2 separate regions of the Homo sapiens genome follow, and region 1 is linked to region 2. Evidence: read pairs that join two places in POLR2A ChIA-PET (ENCODE). Cell type or tissue: OCI-LY7. All regions are shown on one strand. Each heading gives the region's core, and the rest is flanking DNA. Links, peaks and the distances in the headings are about the cores only. Region 1 has its middle 15 kb from the start of ATP4B. Region 2 overlaps RASA3 (RAS p21 protein activator 3).

The links. Peaks named below come from ENCODE experiments on the same cell type or tissue, not always from the same donor. Only the 100,000 strongest peaks of a DNase experiment are listed, where the experiment ranks them.
Region 1: POLR2A ChIA-PET joins it to region 2 with 8 read pairs; 2 of 35 experiments call an interaction of 5 or more read pairs at or near these places.

What each region holds. Positions count from the first base shown.
Region 1 is chr13:113,641,630-113,644,534 of GRCh38, reverse strand. No RefSeq gene overlaps it. Among named protein-coding and RNA genes, the nearest start is that of ATP4B, 15 kb to the left of the region's middle. In OCI-LY7, for the core only: no CTCF peak of the experiment used is centred there; no DNase peak of the experiment used is centred there.
Region 2 is chr13:114,023,179-114,026,083 of GRCh38, reverse strand. It overlaps RASA3 (RAS p21 protein activator 3), which reads left to right. Exons shown (of 24, transcript NM_007368.4): 8 at 1,729-1,805. Among named protein-coding and RNA genes, the nearest start is that of C13orf46, 51 kb to the right of the region's middle. RefSeq lists an enhancer at 981-1,820. In OCI-LY7, for the core only: CTCF peaks have their summits at 1,730 and 1,940; DNase peaks (open chromatin) are centred at 953, 1,303, 1,723, 1,963 and 1 weaker place; H3K4me3 peaks cover 2,500 bases; H3K27ac peaks cover 1,946 bases.

The sequences.
Region 1 (2,905 bases), core at 179-2,678, 380 kb after region 2:
GTTGAATAGAAAAGGCCAGGGTGGCCATCTCTGCCTTGTTCCTTATCTTAGAGGAAAAACTTTCAGTCTTTCACCTTGATGTTTGTTCTCTTTGAGTTTTTCATATACGGCATTAACTATACTGAAGTAGTTTCCTTCTATTCCTAGTTTGTTCTTTTTGCCATAACAAGATGTTGAATTTTATAAAATACTTTTTGTACATCACTTGCAATGACTACAGCTGAACGCAGTGGCTCACACCTGTAATTCAAGCACTTTGGGGGGCCAAGGTGGGACGATCACTTGAGCCAGGAGTTCAAAACCAGCCTGGGCAACACAGAGACCCTATCTGTGCAAAATCAAAAAATTAGCCTGGCATTGTGGCACACACCTGTAGTTCTAGTTACTTGGGAGCATAAGGTGGGAGTTTGAGCCCAGGAGTTTTAGACTGCAGTGAGCTATGATCACGCCACTGCACTCCACCCTGGGTGACAGAGCAAGACTCCATCCCTAATTTAAAAAAAAAAAAAAGCTGTTAATAAAACATTGAGATGATCATGATTTTTTCTTTCATTCCGTTTATGTGTGCATTACAATGATCAATTTTGTTATGTCAAAATATCTTTGCATTCTAAAAATAAATCCCTAGGTCATGGTGTGCAATCTTCTAAATACGCTGCTAGCATTTACGTTGCATGATCTTTGAAATACGCTGCCAGTATTTTGTTGAGGATTTCTGCATCAGTGCTCCTCAGGCATGTTGGTATTTTGTGCTTGTGGTGTCTTTGGCTTTGATATCAGGGTAGTAATGGTGGCTTCACAGAATCAGAATGTATTCCCACCTCTTCCATTTTTTAGAAAAGCTTGAGGACTGGTAGTTATTCTTCAAATGTTTCGCAGAATTCACCAGGGAAGCCACTAGGTCCAAAGTGAGATTTTAAAGGACTGATTCAATCTCCTTACTAGTCAAAGGTCTATTCAGATTTTTACTTATTTTTATTAAATCTGGGTAGGTTTTGTCTCTAGGAATTTGTCCATTTCATCTAGGTTTTTAAATATGTTGACACACAATTGTTCCTATTATTCTCTCATAATCCTTTTTATTTCTGTAGAGCCAGTAGAAATGTCCCCATTTTCATTTCTGATTTTAGTAATGTCAATCTTTCTTAGTATACCTAACTAAAGGTTTGTCGGTTTTATTGATCTAAACACACTTTTCGGTTTCTTGATTTTCTCCTTTGTTTTTGTTCTCTGATTTTAGCTCTGCTCTAATTTTTATTAAATTGTTTTCCCTCTACTTGCTATGGGTTTAGATTTTTTTCTAGTGTCTGAAACTAAGTGGATTCTTTCAGATTTCCTGCATATAAGATCACATCTTGCAGGGCAGGTCTAGTGGCAGCACACTTCCTCAGCTTTTGTTTATCTGGGAATGTCTTAATTTCGCCCTCACTTTTGAAGGACAGTTTTGTCAGTTGTAGAATTCTTGGTAGTTTATTGTTTTTCTTTTAGCAGTTTGAATATACTGGCCCACTACTTTGTGGCCTCCAGTTTCTGAGGAAAACTCTGTGGATAATTTTATTGGGGGCCCCTTGTATGTGATGAATTGCTCCTACTCTGCTGCTTTCAAGGTCTTCTCTGTCTTTTGAAAGCTTAATTATAATGTGTCTCGGTGTGGATCTCTGAGTTTATCTTCCTTGGAGTTCATGGTGCATCTTGGATGTTTATATTCATGTCTTTTATTAAACTTGGTGCGTTTTCAGCCATTATTATCTTCAAATATTCTCTCTGCCCCTTTCTTTCTCTTCTCCTTCATAGACCCCACAACATGTGCACTGGTCAGCCTGATGGTGTCCTGCAGGGCCCACAGGCTCTGTTCACTTCAATCTTTTCTCTTTTTGCTCCTCAGACTCAGTTATTTCCACTGTCCTGTCTTCAAATTTGCTACTTCTGCCTTTGAATCACTCTGATGAATTTTTCATTTCAGTTGCTGTACTTTTCAGCTACAGAATTTCTTGTTGGTTTTTCAGGTTGTCTGCCTCATTATGATCCTTGCATTTGGTTCTATTTTCATTCTCTTGACTTTCTGCACATGTTCTTTGGCTTCCGTGAGCATCTTTAACACAGTTATTTAAAAGTATTTGTCTAGTGTACCTGCCAACAGATCCTTTTCAAGGACAGTTTGTTTTTATTTTTTTCCCTTTAAATGGGCCATACTTTGCCATTTCTTGGTATGCCTTGTCACTGTTTGTTGAAAACTGGACATCTGAATCTATTACTGTGGTACAACTCTGAAAAGAAGTCTCCTGTTCCCCCGGATTTGCCATTTTTGTTATTGCTGTGTTTATTGCTTTTTTGACAGCTCTAGGCTGTACCTGTGCCATGGTTCAGCCTGAGGTGTAAACGTAAGGTCTTCTCGGGTCTTTTCTGAGCCTCTCCCTGGGCAGCCCCATATATACAACACAGTTGTTTTTATACGTCCTAGTCTTCAATGTCTGGCTCCCAAAAGGGGAAAGAGAAAAATGAAGGAACAGAGGTCGGGGTAGAAAGCTGAAATGGACCAAAATTAACTGCAATGTGCTGACCAAGCCTCCCTTGAAAGCTTTAAGCCTTCAGTAGATTCCGTAGTTACAGAACAGCTGCATCAGGCAGATCCTGCCCGCGAGGTAGACATCTACCTGGGCAGCCAGATTCCTGGTGCTCCCTATTCCACCATCTTCCCAGAATCCTCTCAATCTTATTCTTGTTCTCAAAGTCAAACTTTTAAATTTTGTCTCAATTTTCATTGTGAAAAAAGGCCAAGGAACTTGGCTTATCTTTCTCTGCACCACAGGCACCGAAAAGGAAGGTGCCTCTTTGCCCTGTGTCCACCAAGACCTCCACCCTTGGCCACCTTCCACCTTTTCAGGGTGGGCTCCCGGAGGATGTG
Region 2 (2,905 bases), core at 255-2,754:
ACCACAGACAGTCTGAAAACCATGGTCTGCGTCACCACCTGTGGGGCTCCAGGGAAGGCCCGGACCTCGCTGACCGCTGCTGTGTGGGACGCGCGGGGCCCTGCTCTTTGGGCTCTGTGACCTTTCACTCCGTCTCCTCCCCTTCCTTAGCAGACCTCTTTCACCAGGACTCTGTCTCTTTCGGCTTCAGCTGCTTCTGACCCAGCTGGAGGCTGAGCCCCGGGGAGGGAGCACATCCCCCGCGGGCTGTGGTCAGACAGCCACCTACTGGGAGCAGACCCAGGAAAACAGATGTTCCGTTTCTATGGGAAGCAGCGTCTGTACCATTTTCTTCCAGGATAACAACTAGACACATTAAGACCCTTTAACTCTCTAAATGAGATTAAATAATCTCATAAATTTGGTAGGAGCTGCCTTCATTCACTCAACACGTGTCAGGTGCCAGCACCGTGCTGGTGATCAGCTGGTGATAAGATGTGGCAGAAAACAGAGGAGTCCAAGGCCACCACACCAGGCCAGCATGGGAGGGATGCAAACAGACAAGCCCCTACAATAGCTCCCGACCTGCCCTGCAGAGAGGGCGTGAGGCAGGGGCACTGGGGGCTTCCTGGAGGAGGCATTGCCTGACCTGCCCTGCAGAGAGGGCATGAGGCAGGGGCACTGGGGGCTTCCTGGAGGAGGCATTGCCTGACCTGAGTTTTGTGAGATGGGGAAGTTGGGGGGAAGCAAATTTTTGGACAGTGGTGTGTAGGTCAGGAAGGAGGAGGCGTCAGCAGCCCTCAACCCGAAGCAGAGAACTGCCCCTGCGTGATCTTCACCTCAGTTTACCAATCAGGAAGTGCAAGCTCAGAGGTTAGGCAGTTTTAGCAACATGATTTTGGTGTCAAGCCTTACATCAGAACTTCGAGCTGAGAGCTCCTGAGCCAGCATCACTGCTGAGGCCCGGAGAAGGGGGGGCAGGGAGGGAGGCCGGGCAGGACGGAGCCCTTCTTGTAAACGCAGGTGACCTGGTGCACGGCTGATGGTGGTTAAATCGGAACTCCAGGTGATAACCACTGTCTCCTGGAGCCTGTGGGTCGGCCTCCTGCTCTGCTGCAAGGGCCCTGCTGGCTGGCGGGGGGCGGTCCCGGAGCCTCGACCCTTCACGCCTTCACTCCGTTTCTGTTCTAAGGAACCCACGGTGCGGAGGTGTCAGGAGGAAGGTAGCAGCGTCTTGACTTTCCACCGTCTGACCCTCCCTGGAGTGCTGGGGCCTGTTCGGGGCCGGCCAGGTTCAGGCTCCACAGACCTCACGCGTTTCACTTCCTGTTGGCAAATAGAGCCTTGAGGTGGGGCCACGGGAGGGCGGCGCTGGCTTCGTCTCCACGGCAGAGGGGACCCTCCCTCCCTCACGGGGTGGCAGGCCCAGAGCAGGCGCAGGTGACGGACATTTAGGTACCCAGAGCCCGGCACCCATCAGGAGCCACTGGGAGAGTCCGGCCGTGGCCGTGAACAGCCTTGGGGCAGGTCTCACCTGGGTCTGCCCCTCCAGGGGCGCCGTGAGTAGGAAATGCTGGCACTCAGGAAGCCAGGCCTGAATCCCGAATCCCGCCTGGCGCCTTCCTGGTTGTGGCCCTTGAGTGGTGTGTGGGTAAGCGCAGAGGGTAGGGCAGCCCGGGGCCTAGGTCCGCATATACCCCCGCCTGGTGGCACCGCGGTCTCAGCGCTTTCTCTCTCGTCTGACTCCAGGTGACCCGGCCCTGTAGCTACAGCAAGAAGTCCCACTTTGACTTTGAGGAGGAAGACGTGGACAAGCTCGAAATCAGGTGAGAAAACCAGGCTCCGCGTCCCCAACTTGGCAGTTTTCACCCAAACTCCTCAGCTCTTTTGTTCTTTGTTACTAAATATAGGGTCATAGATAGAAATGAATTTCCATTTTCTTGGTAATTTTCACAACAGGATGTTAGAAGTTGTAGTTGAAGTGACAGCCTGTGGGTGGTGTTAGGGCTCACCTTGCAATACCTGCGAAGAGGCGAAAGCCAGAGGTCCGCATCCCTCTGGCCGTAAGGCTTCATCCACCTGGAGTGACGGGGGCTGCAGCCGTTCTTAAGGTCTTGTTCTAAGCCCTCCGCCTTCCATGGGTTCAGGCCTCACTCAGAGGTCGCAGGGCCTGGCGGGTCAGCACGACGCCTGGCCCTGACCGAGCAGGACCCACTGGCACTGCTGAAACTCTCGGCTGGGTGGCCTCTGTGGAGACCCTGTCCCCTTTGACTCGAGTGAAACACTCTCACCTGGCGTCCTGGGTTCATGTTTCCTGTGTATGGTCATAGAAGCTGCATCTTCAGCCTTTGCCCATGGAGCCCCCACCGCCCTTTCCTGGCTCCTCAACGCCTCCCACGGGAAACGGGGAAATCGCTTGTGGGTTCACGCAGGTCAGGACGCGATCTCAGGCCCAGGATTTAGAGAGCCCCACGATCCCGCTGACTCAGAGTTCTGGGGAGGGCAGGCGTCAGAATGTGCCCTTCACAAACCCCGGCGGGTTCCCTCCTCCCAGTGAAAATAAGCTGGATTCCTGTTTATTTTTGAACGTAGCCTCTGTTCCTTCTGTACCAACGAATGCCTCCATTCCCTATGAAGAGGCAGATGAGCCTCCCCTGAAGCCCCCGAATCTTCCCATGCTGGACAGAGAAGGAAGGAAACGGCTCCCTCCTGACCCTCCCCAGCCGGCCCTGAGACCCCGAGCCTAGGATGCCCCCGAGCCTGGGATGCCCCCGAGCCTGGGATGTTCCCTGAGCCTGGGATGCCCCCAAGCCTGGGATGTTCCCCGAGCCTGGGATGTTCCCCGAGCCTGGGATGTCCCCGAGCCTGGGATGTCCCTGAGCCTGGGATGCACCTGCTTTCTTTAGGTCATTTTGGAGAATGTGCT